3 separate regions of the Homo sapiens genome follow, and all the other regions are linked to region 1. Evidence: chromatin contacts called from ENCODE Hi-C or POLR2A ChIA-PET data. All regions are on one chromosome and are shown on one strand. The core of a region is the stretch at or near the end of the contact, and the rest is flanking DNA. Distances in the headings are between cores, read along the strand shown.

Region 1 (3,686 bases), core at 1,069-3,568:
GGATGACTAGAGATCACTGTCGTTGCTGTCTTGGTTTTGGCCAGCTTCTCTACAGCATCCTATTTTATCAGGAGTGTCTTTGGGACCCGCATCTTGAACCTGTACCTTGTGCTGACCTCCTGTCTCATCCCGTGACTAAGAATGCCTGTCCTCCTGGGAATGCAGCCCCGCAGGTCTCAGCCTCGTTTTTACCCAGCCCCTATTTAAGACGCGGTTGCTGTGGCTCCCACGCCTCTGACCTGAGTCATGCAGTATGTGGCCTTGGGTCTGGATTCTTTTGTGTCCGGAATTGGTGGGTTCTTGGTCTCACTGACCTCAAGAATGAAGTCGCGGACCCTCGCGGTGAGTGTTACAGTTCTTAAAGGCTGCGTGTCCGCAGTTTGTTCTTTATGATGTTCGGATGTGTTCGGAGTTTCTTCCTTTTGGTGGGTTCGTGGTCTCGCTGGCTCAGGAGTGAAGCTGCAGACCTTCGCGGTGAGTGTTACAGCTCTTAAGGCGGCGCGTCTGGAGTTGTTCGTTCCTCCCAGTGGGTTCGTGGTCTTGCTGGCTTTAGGAGTGAAGCTGCAGATCTTTGCGATGAGTGTTATAGCTCATAAAGGCAGTGTGGACCCAAAGAGTGAGCAGCAGCAAGATTTATTGCAAAGAGCGAACAAACAAAGCATCCCGGTGTGGAAGGGGACCCGAGTGGGTTGTCACTGCTGGCTCGGGCAGCCTGCTTTTATTCTCATCTGGCCCCACCCACATCCTGCTGACTGGTAGAGCCGAGTGGTCTGTTTTGACAGGGTGCTGATTGGTGCGTTTACAATCCCTGAGCTAGACACAAAGGTTCTCCATGTCCCCACCAGATTAACTAGATACAGAGTGTTGACAAAAAGGTTTTCCAAGTCCCCACCAGAGTAGCTAGATACAGAGTGTCTATTGGTGCATTCACAAACCCTGAGCTAGACACAAGGTGCTGATTGGTGTGTTTACAAACCTTGAGCTAGATACAGAGTGCCAATTGGTTTATTTACAATCCCTTAGCTAGACATAAAGGTTCTCCAAGTCCCCACCAGACTCAGGAGCCCAGCTGGCTTTCACCCAGTGGATCCTGCACAGGGGCTGCAGGTAGAGCTGCCTGCCAGTCCCGTGCCCTGCTCCAAAGGCACTCCTCAGCCCTTGGGTGGTCGATGGGACTGGGTGCCCTGAGCAGGTGGCAACACTCGTTGGGGAGGCTCGGACTGCGCAGGAACCCACGGAGGGGAGGGGGGAGGCTCAGGCATGGCGGGCTGCAGGTCCCCAGCCCTGCCCCGCAGGAAGGCAGCTAAGGCCCAGTGAGAAATCGAGCACAGCAGCTGCTGGTCCAGGTGCTAAGCCCCTCACTGCCCAGGCTGGCGGGGCTAGCCGGCGGCTCCGAGTGCGGGGCCCACAGAGCCCACGCCCACCCGGAACTCGCGCTGGCCCGCAAGCACCGCGTGCAGCCCTGGTTCCCACCGCGCCTCTCCCTCCACACCTCCCCGCAAGCTGAGGGAGCCGGCTCCGGCCTTGGCCAGCCCTGAAAGGGGCTCCCACAGTGCAGTGGCGGGCTGAAGGGCTCCTCAAGTGCTGCCAAAGTGGGAGCCCAGGCAGAGGAGGCGCCAAGAGCGAGCGAGGGCTGTGAGGACTGCCAGCAGGCTGTCACTTCTCACTTTCACTTAGCATATAATGTTTCTAAGGTTTATCATCTTTTCTGTAAATCTGAAAAACTATTCTAAAATTTCAGTTTATTTAAAAAAAAAGTTGAGAGCTGGTGAGCTTTGCCCTTTTCCCAGCTGCCTCCTGGAGGCCACCTGAAGGTTGCTCCTCCCTGGGCTGGGGTCATGCCCTCCGAGGCCCTGTGGCCATGAGCTCCTCCTTGTCCCTTGGATGAGCGGGACGGCCCTTCAAGTCACACTCCCAGTCCTAAGCCGGGCGCTGCTGCACAGGCTGCGGACTTAGCACCAGCTGGCCTGGGCGGTGGCCCCACGAGTGCCTGGGAGCTGGGAGCCAGGACACCCCCGACGCCTTCAGGTCAGGGAAGCCCCGCCCCAGGGCAGGAGGGGAGCTGCGGACTCAGTGGGAGACTCATTCCGAGCCTAGGGGCAGCCCCACGCTCTCTGAGCTTCGGGATGAGCCCAGCAGCGCCCCCACACCCACTGCTGCAGGCGGGGTCGTGCACCGCACTGGGAAGTGATCCCGAGACCCGCGCACTGGCACGCACGCCTTGGTATGCACAGTTGTACACGTGCGCTGCTGTTTCCACGTGGAAACACAAACACAGTGCTGCCGACGGAAGCGCCTGCCAGCGCCAGCCTTTCCTGCGGCCCCGGCTCAGCGGCCCTGGGCTGTCATCGCAGGCCGCGGGGGACACCAGCCGTCCTGGAGCTCGGAACGCGACCCAAGGCCCAGGCTGTGGGGCAGGCGAGCGCTTCCTGGGCTGGAACCTGGCGGTGAGGACCCCGCGGTTCGGCTCGGGCATCTGGGGAGCTCCTGAGCCCGCACGGTGTCCCCTGCTCCGTTCCTTGCGCGTCACTCGCCCCCTCCATAGTCCTGAGGCTGGGCAAGGGGCAGGACCCTGCAGTCGCCTTCAGCCTGTGGTTTCTTAGTCGCAGAGCTATGGGGGATTGGGGGCGGGGCCGAGGCCGGAGGGGAGGTGGGCGGGGCCAGAGCAAAAGAGGAGACCGGGGGCGGAGCCAGAGTGGGGAGGGGGAAGAGTTTGAGCCTGGGGGCGGGGCGTGAGGCTCTCGGGGCGGCGGCGCCCCCTGGCGGCTGAGCCCGTCCCAGGCACCGGGCGGAACGTGCGACACAGCTGTGCCTTGGTAGTCCGGAGGGTGGGACCACAGGGCCCAGGAAGGTGGCGGGGCTGGGGCCGCACGCCCAGACACCTCCCCTTCGCGCGAATCCAGTGTTCTGAGCTCCACTCAGGTGGCTCCCTGGGGCCTTCCCTCCGAATGGCCAGAGGCCGCAGCCTGCATAGGCCATGGCGCTTGCAACCCTCCCCCGGTCCCCTTCATCTTCAGGCTATTCAAGGGCATCAAAAGGGGCATTGACAAGCGCACCACCCAGAGCGGTGACCACACCCGGGAACTCGCGCCGCTGCCTTCCGGGCTGTGCACAAATGACCTGGTTTCTGTAGCAGCAGTGGCACGCCGGGCTGAGCCTCCAGGACTGGCAGCAGCTGCCAGGGGTTCCCATCCCTGGTCCTCTCCCCAGGGTGCAGGGCAGGTAACGGAACTGATCGCGCACTCTTCATACAGACGCTTATTAAAGGAGATTTACTTTTACTGCAGCTCTTCTTGCCCATCAACTGTCCAAAAACAAAAGACTAGGAAACAGACCCAGCAGCCTCCACCCGACCCAGCCACAGGGCCTCAAGCCTCCAATCAGAGCCGCTCCATGGCACCCCTCAGCTCAGCTCAGTGTTGCCTGGGAGCAAAAGGCTCGGAGACAAAGCCCAGAGGGTGAGCAGGGGGGCCAGCCCCGCGTGTCTGTGAGGGTGCCAAGCCCACCGTGGGCCTTGCCTCCTCTCCCAGGACTCCCGCGCCCTCCTGAGCTCCTATCAGCCTGGCCTCAGTAGCAAGCTGGCTGCCCAGGCTCTTAATCTGCACCGAAGTCCCTGGCCACTGTCCCTTCACCCTGGCATGAGGCCGGCCTCCCTCTCCACCAGCCGGCTGACCGTGCGCAGGGCC
Region 2 (3,686 bases), core at 629-3,128, 80 kb after region 1:
TAAGCCAAAATCCTTAAGATGAGCCTTGAAAAAACAAAGCAAAGCAAGCACGCACTCCTACTTTGACACACAAAAGTAATGTCTTTAAACCTAAACTTTTCCTTTCAAAGTGAAAAGAGGGGCCAGGCTGGTGGCTCACGCCCGTAATCCCAACACTCTGGGAGGCGGAGGTGGGCGGATAGCTTGAGCTCAGGAGTTGGAGACCAGCTTGGGCAATGTGGCGAAACCCGGTCTCTACTAAACAAAAATTAGCCGGGCATGGGGGCACACGCCTGTAATCCCAGCTACTCGGGAGGCTGAGGCAAGAGAATCACTTGAACCCCAGAAGTGGAGGCTGCAGTGAGCTGAGATCGCGCCATTGCACTCCAGCCTGGGTGACACAGCGAGACTGTCTCAACAAACAAACAGACACACACAGTGAAAATAGGGTCAACATGAAAAGATGATCTCTGTTCTCTCCTTGTTCTGTCTTGTAAAGGTGACAAGATTTGGGAGTTACGGGCCAGTTTTCAGGGCTCAAAAATAGACAACTTTAAAAACCATCTTAAAGATGGGTAAGAAATCAAGAGGCTGGGCACAGTGGCTGACATCTGTAATCCCAGCACTCTGGGAAGCTGAGGTGGGTGGATCACCCGAGGTCAGGAGTTCAAGACCAGCCTGACCAACACAGTGAAACCTCGTCTCTACTAAATACAAAAAATTAGCCGGACGTGGTGGCGCATGCTTGTAATCCCAGCTACTTGGGAGGCTGAGGCAGGAGAAATCACGTGAACTCGGGAGGTGGAGGTTGCAGTGAGCCAAGACTACGCCACTGCACTCCAGCCTGGGCAACAAGAGCAAAACTCTGTCTCCAAAAAAAGAAAAGAAAAAAAGAAAAAAAGAAAAAACTCAAAAGAAAACACGGGGCTGGGTGCGGTGGCTCACGCCTGTAATCCCAACACTTTGAGCGGCCAAGGCGGGCAGATCACGAGGTCAGGAGTCGGAGACCAGCCTGACCAACACAGTGAAACCCTGTCTCTACTAACATTACAAAAATTAGCTGGGCGTGGTGGCACGTGCTTGTAATCCCAGCAACTCGGGAGGCTAAGGCAGGAGAATCACTTGCACCCAGGAGGGGGAGGTTGTGGTGAGCCGAGATCGCGCCACTGCACTCCAGCCTGGCGACAGAGCAAGACTCCGCCTCAAAAAAAAAACAAAAAAAAAAACACGGTGGTTATGCAAATTCTCTTGTTTAGGGAGCTGACCTCGCAGGGCTTTCCCGGCCCAGAAGCTGCAGTGGCTGCACCGTGGTCTAATTCTTTCTCTGCCTTCGTTTTTTCCGCGACACCAAGCCCAGTGAGCGGGAATCCCAGTGAGCGGGAATCTCAGTGAGCGGGAATCCCAGCCCGCCCCAACCCCAGAGCCTAGCTTGGGGCCTGGCACAGAGCACTGTTACGATCAGTACAGAAAAGAAATAATAATTTTCAACGACTTTAAAATTACACAATGGGCTGTGACCACAGCTATGAACTTTGTTGACTATTTCAAAATGTAAGTAACTAGCAAATTAATAGGGCAGGAAAAGAATTCTTTTTTCAAGCCACAAATGTACTTGGATTAAATGACCTGAACCAAAGTTATCTATGAGCTCCAGATGTGGAGTTATCGGCCTAAGGGGGCCAGGAAGAAGGCATGCCCCCTTTGCTGGCACTGGTCATTATCGCCCCTCTTTAATGTATTTTAAAAATGAAATCTCGTTTGGAGTTCTGCAGAAGTCACAGAGCTCTGAGCACGATTTAAAAATAAATGTCACCTCTTGTCAACTGGAAATAAACAGAACAGAGAGCAATGATTCATCCCCTACCACTCCATCCTCATCACGCCGCTGTGTGTCAATAAACCCTGCCCTGGCTGTTTGAGCAGTATTTAATCATAAACGGATTTGAACACACTCTGCAGCATAAACAGAACCAAGTATCTCCTATCTGAGAGGGCAACAGATGAGCGAGGTAAGAGGATCGGAAACCCTTGAGGTGTAAAATGAGAAGCCTGATCGCTGGTACACTTAAAGACAAACATGACCAGTCTTTTCGAGACTGCAATAATACACCCAGAATTCAGAGAGCGGTGGTTTGATTCTAACAACTCTCCGTGTTCCTTCTCAAATAAGCGCGCGGGGCAGGACAAATGGGTTCAGCTGCCTCTGAGAAGTGTTTATGCCTTGATGGTAAATAATCAGACTGAAACTAACACGTCTCCTTTCCCTTCTCAATTATGATGACGTAAGGCGAAAGGCGTCTGAATGCGGAGCCTTCACTCCAAGGAACGGTCAATCCTCAGTTGGGGTTCTTCAAGACCACCGGCAATCAATACCAATTTACAGCCCTTTTTACATTCCCTTTAAAGCAGCCGCATTTATGGAGACAGGAACCAAGTGCCGGAGTAAATCGTTTCCAAGTCCATTACTGCACCGAGGCGGGAGATGCTCTTGGTGAAGTCTGACACGTCGAACGTCTCACCCCAGGGAGGCGACCATCGGGGAAGGGAAACGATGCTTGGATTTCATCTCAACCCTACTCCCCATCTTATGGTATAAAGGCAAATAAGCTGTCACAATTAGATGATGGATAAAAAGTGAGAGACTGATAAAAAAAAAAAAGCACAGATGATCCACCTCTGAATATCAAAGAATCTGAACTTCCAGCTTCGGACTTGGTGGGCTCTGTGACCTGCCGCGTCCTCCCTCCTGCTCGGCGGCACCTGCCCTCTGCCCCTCCCCCGGAGTCCCTGCCCCATCTCAACCTTGAGTCATAGTCCATCAAGTTCTGCCTCAGCTCCAGGCCCAGCTCACAGGTCCCCCGCCTTGACACCGGCCGGCCGCAATCTTTTCTCTCTGACCTTGCGTTGCTTCTCTACGGTCCGTGGCATCTGCCCTGGAGGCACTACGTTGCCGACTTGTGGCTGAGCCCAGCCTGGTGGGTGACACAGAGCTGGCCTCCTGACAAGACACGGCAGCACCACTGCCCACCCCTTATGGGTGATGCAGATACGAGAGGGTATGACGCCCTTAGTAATTATTCTCACTACCGCCCATCCACACAATGCCGAGGAGTGGCACTCTTGAGACCCACTCTGATCTCCCCATCCAACTGCTCTAGGAGCTTCTGCCAGTTCTCCAGTGGCCATGGGATGGGGCACACCTCTTCACACTCTTCACTTGCCAAGACGTCTGAGGGCCACTGAGAAAGTCACATCTTCCTTAACTCCAGATCTCTCCCTCCTCAACATCCAGGAATCACTCCAGGGAGAGCTGGCGGCTGGCTGGGACCCACCCCCGGACTGCCACACCCTCTCACAGGAAGCCCTTCCACTCTGGGCGTGTTTATTACTGCGCCCAGCCTCCCTGACTGATACATCCCATGGACGCTTCCCAGGACACTCAGCCTTCCCACCCTGTGAAAACACCCCCAGGTGTCGGGACCCAGGAGGGCACACCAGCACAACGCTTCCTGAACAGAGCTGGGCACATGCTGCCCGGGGCAAGGCATCAGGAACGGACATCATGCTTGAGTAGAAGAAGTCAGAGAGACTAAGTAGGATCCAGGCCCAGCTTGGCCCTGCACAGCTGATGGACAGCCGTCTCCATCCATCTCCATCTTCTCTAAGCGTTCTCTAAAGCCAGGCTGCTCTGCAACTCCGTGAAGCTC
Region 3 (3,686 bases), core at 564-3,063, 69 kb before region 1:
TCCAAGAAGAGACAGAAAGCTCTTGGGACCTTAAAAGGTAGGGAGTTAGAATTGAGACCCCTCCAAATACAATTGGAATCCTCAAAGGGTGACACATTGAGTGAAAAAATGGAGTAAGAAGAATCTGCTACCTGGTGAAAGGAGATGGCAAAGGAAGTTCTCTCTCTTGACTTGGGTGGGAAAAACTAAAGACTGTTCCTTAAAAATGAAAACCACATGTCCTCTTACATGTATTTGGGGTTCAAAGTTGCACCATCTAGATGTTGTGGATAATCCCTGGATAAGAAATTACACTGACTGCAATTCTATAGTGTACAAGAACATCTACTGGAAACAAAGCAAATCCTCTTTGGAAGGACACAGCGTCTACACAGGCATTCCAAGCTTCACCAGAAATGAGCTCACAATCCAAAATTACAAGACCCAAGAGGTAATACCACTCTGAGTTCTTGGATAACAACAAACTATACAGTTTCTCAAGAGCATTCGGAATTAGAATAATTAGTTATAGAGTACTAAATAAGTATGTTTAACACGTTTAAAGAAATAAAAGGTAGGGGGAAAAACATGAAAGAACAGAATGCCATCTAAAAGGCAGAGAAGCTTGGAAAAGAACAAAATAGTGAAATATAAGTATTTAAGTGGATATTTCAATGATGCTTAAACAGCAGACTAAATACAACTGAAGAGAGGACTTGGAGGTAATCTGGCATCACCCAGAAAGACACACGGCTTAAGAGACATGGAGGACAGAGTGAGAAGGTTGACAACGTGTCTAGATGAAGAGAATCAGGAGACAAGTGGGAGAACATATTCCCAGGAAGTGCCCAAGAAGCTTCTGGAGATCATAAAAAGCATGACTTCTGATTCGGGAATCATAGTGTATCCTGGGTAAGATTATATTTTTTATTTTTTATTTTTATTTTTAATTTTATTTTTTTTTTTGAGACAGAGTTTCACTCTTGTTGCCCAGGCTGGAGTGCAATGGTGTGATCTTGGCTCACCGCAACCTCTGCCTCTCAGGTTCAAGCAATTCTCCTGCCTCAGCCTCCCGAGTAGCTGGGATTACAGGCATGCACCACCACGCCCGGCTAATTTTGTATTTTTAGTAGTGACGGGGTTTCTCCATGTTGAGGCTGGTCTCCAACTCCTGACCTCAGGTGATCTGCCCGCCTCGGCCTCCCATAGTGCTGGGATTACAGGCGTGAGCCACTGCGCCCAGCCTGGGTAAGATTATTAAAGAGAAATCTATGCCTGGACACACAGTGGTGGGATCACAGGGCACTAGGGACAGACACTTTTATAGCTGCCATAAGAAAAGACAGACGAGCAGTAGTTCACCTAGCTGCGGAATTCTCAACGGGAACCAGAGGACAGCAGTATCGCGCCCTTAAAGCATGGCCAGAACACAAATGTCGACCTCGAAATGCTGCCCCAGCTAAACCAATGTCCAGCAACGGCCCAAGAAACAAGACAGAAGCTGCTTTCCACCGCGGGTTCCCACCACGAAGGGGTCTTTGGACTTCCAAAGGGTGCACGCTAGGGTGAAGAGTGCTGAGGGTGCCCCCAAAAAGGATGCACATCTGCGATGTCAAGGGACTTGGAGAGCAAAGAATTAGATGGGTAAAGTTGGGCAAATATGTAAAATAGTGGCAATAAAGGGTTGAGTTTGGCCGGTCATCAACAACGTGAATCCTGCCCACCCCCATGTATAGCCCCCCGCGCAGCGGTAGGAGCCCCAGCCCAGAACGCTGTGGCTCCCGTGAGCCCTCGCGCTGGCGGCGGGTGCGCAGGCGCCCGCGCGTGTACGGTAGGTTCTGGAACGCAGCCGCTGAGGGGTCTGGCGCCATGTTGGGGCTGAGGGGAAGGAGGAGAAGCTCCTGAAGCGGCGGGCGCGCAGCGGGAGTGGGAGTGGGGTCGGACCAGGGCAGCTAGAAGCCCTGCCCTTCCGCCTCAGCGGATCATGACCCGGGCGGCGGCCGCGAAGGTCGCGGTGGTGGGGGACGTGCCCTGGCGGGGCGGGCGCTGAAAGATGATGCCGTTTCCGGTGACAACCCAGGGACCACCGCAGCCGGCGCCGCCGCCGAATCGCTACGGCGTCTCCTCGCCTATCAGTCTAGCGGTCCCCAAGGAGACGGACTGCCTCCTCACCCAGAGGCTAATAGAAACCCTCAGGCCCTTCGGGGTCTTCGAAGAGGAAGAGGAACTGCAGCGCAGGATTTTAGTTTTGGAAAAATTAAATAATCTGGTAAAGGAATGGATACGCGAAATCAGTGAAAGCAAGAGTCTTCCCCAGTCTGTAATTGAAAACGTTGGAGGAAAGATTTTTACGTTTGGCTCTTACAGATTAGGAGTACATACGAAAGGCGCAGATATTGACGCCTTGTGCGTTGCACCAAGTCATGTGGATCGAAGCGACTTTTTCACCTCATTCTATGCTAAACTGAAACTACAGGAGGAAGTGAAAGATTTAAGGGCTGTCGAGGAGGCATTTGTGCCAGTTATCAAACTGTGTTTTGATGGGATAGAGATTGATATTTTATTTGCAAGATTAGCACTACAGACTATTCCAGAAGATTTGGACTTAAGAGATGACAGTCTACTTAAAAATTTAGACATTAGATGCATAAGAAGCCTTAATGGTTGCCGGGTAACCGATGAAATTTTACATCTAGTGCCAAACATTGACAACTTCAGGCTGACTCTGAGAGCCATCAAACTGTGGGCCAAGTGCCACAATATCTATTCCAATATATTAGGTTTCCTCGGAGGTGTTTCCTGGGCCATGCTAGTAGCAAGAACTTGTCAGCTTTATCCAAATGCAGTAGCGTCAACTCTTGTACGGAAATTCTTCTTGGTATTTTCAGAATGGGAATGGCCAAACCCAGTGTTACTGAAGGAGCCTGAAGAACGGAATCTTAATTTGCCTGTATGGGACCCAAGAGTAAATCCCAGTGATAGGTACCATCTTATGCCTATCATCACACCAGCATACCCACAGCAGAACTCCACATACAACGTGTCTATTTCAACCAGGATGGTCATGATTGAGGAGTTTAAACAGGGGCTTGCTATCACACACGAGATTTTGCTAAGTAAGGCAGAGTGGTCCAAACTCTTTGAAGCTCCAAGCTTCTTTCAAAAGTACAAGCATTATATTGTACTTCTGGCAAGTGCATCAACAGAAAAACAACATTTAGAATGGGTGGGCTTGGTGGAATCAAAGATCCGAATCCTGGTTGGGAGCTTGGAGAAGAATGAATTTATTACACTGGCACATGTGAATCCACAGTCATTTCCAGCACCCAAAGAAAATCCTGATATGGAAGAATTTCGTACAATGTGGGTGATTGGGTTAGGGCTAAAAAAGCCAGATAATTCTGAAATTCTCAGCATTGATCTCACCTATGATATCCAGTCTTTCACAGATACTGTTTATAGGCAAGCAGTGAATAGTAAGATGTTTGAGATGGGTATGAAAATTACTGCAATGCATTTAAGAAGAAAGGAACTTCACCAGCTGCTGCCTCATCATGTGCTTCAGGACAAGAAAGCACACTCAACAGAAGGTAGAAGATTGACAGATTTGAACGACAGCAGCTTTGACTTGTCTGCAGGCTGTGAAAACAGCATGTCTGTGCCTTCATCTACTAGCACTATGAAGACAGGCCCATTGATTAGCAGTT

Evidence for each region. A loop is a pair of places that touch in the nucleus more often than their neighbours do. ChIA-PET counts read pairs that join two places held with the same protein, here RNA polymerase II (POLR2A). Pooled maps may share reads with other maps.
Region 2: a pooled map shows a loop between it and region 1 (2.2-fold over the local background). The contact joins two enhancer-like sites. A Hi-C loop is called at or near these places in 1 of 50 pooled maps. POLR2A ChIA-PET finds 5 or more read pairs at or near these places in 4 of 52 experiments (A549, WTC11, activated CD4-positive, alpha-beta T cell and 1 more).
Region 3: a loop to region 1 is called in a pooled map, with 4 times the contacts of the local background. The contact joins the promoter of PAPOLB here to the enhancer-like site in region 1. A Hi-C loop is called at or near these places in 4 of 168 maps with a recorded cell type or tissue (heart right ventricle, ovary and posterior vena cava) and 3 of 50 pooled maps. POLR2A ChIA-PET finds 5 or more read pairs at or near these places in 2 of 52 experiments (RWPE1 and activated T-cell).

The regions. Positions count from the first base shown.
Region 1 is chr7:4,791,328-4,795,013 of GRCh38, reverse strand. AP5Z1 (adaptor related protein complex 5 subunit zeta 1) reads right to left here. Exons shown (of 17, transcript NM_014855.3): 17 at 617-3,686. The coding sequence ends at 3,629. Among named protein-coding and RNA genes, the nearest start is that of MIR4656, 4.5 kb to the right of the region's middle. RefSeq lists enhancers at 1,412-2,086, 2,191-2,270 and a silencer at 2,661-2,780. Within about 2 kb of position 2,318, at least 10 of the 41 ENCODE cell types and tissues checked have a DNase peak (open chromatin) inside an H3K27ac peak, as active enhancers do; they include heart right ventricle and ovary, where a contact is called at or near this core.
Region 2 is chr7:4,711,008-4,714,693 of GRCh38, reverse strand. All of the region lies in intron 1 of FOXK1 (forkhead box K1), which reads right to left. Among named protein-coding and RNA genes, the nearest start is that of FOXK1, 31 kb to the right of the region's middle. RefSeq lists an enhancer at 2,894-3,426. Within about 2 kb of position 1,878, at least 11 of the 41 ENCODE cell types and tissues checked have a DNase peak (open chromatin) inside an H3K27ac peak, as active enhancers do.
Region 3 is chr7:4,860,157-4,863,842 of GRCh38, reverse strand. It overlaps PAPOLB (poly(A) polymerase beta), which reads left to right and starts at 1,813. Exons shown (of 1, transcript NM_020144.5): 1 at 1,813-3,686. The coding sequence starts at 2,033. The region is part of intron 2 of RADIL (Rap associating with DIL domain); the gene reads left to right. RefSeq lists an enhancer at 1,958-2,570.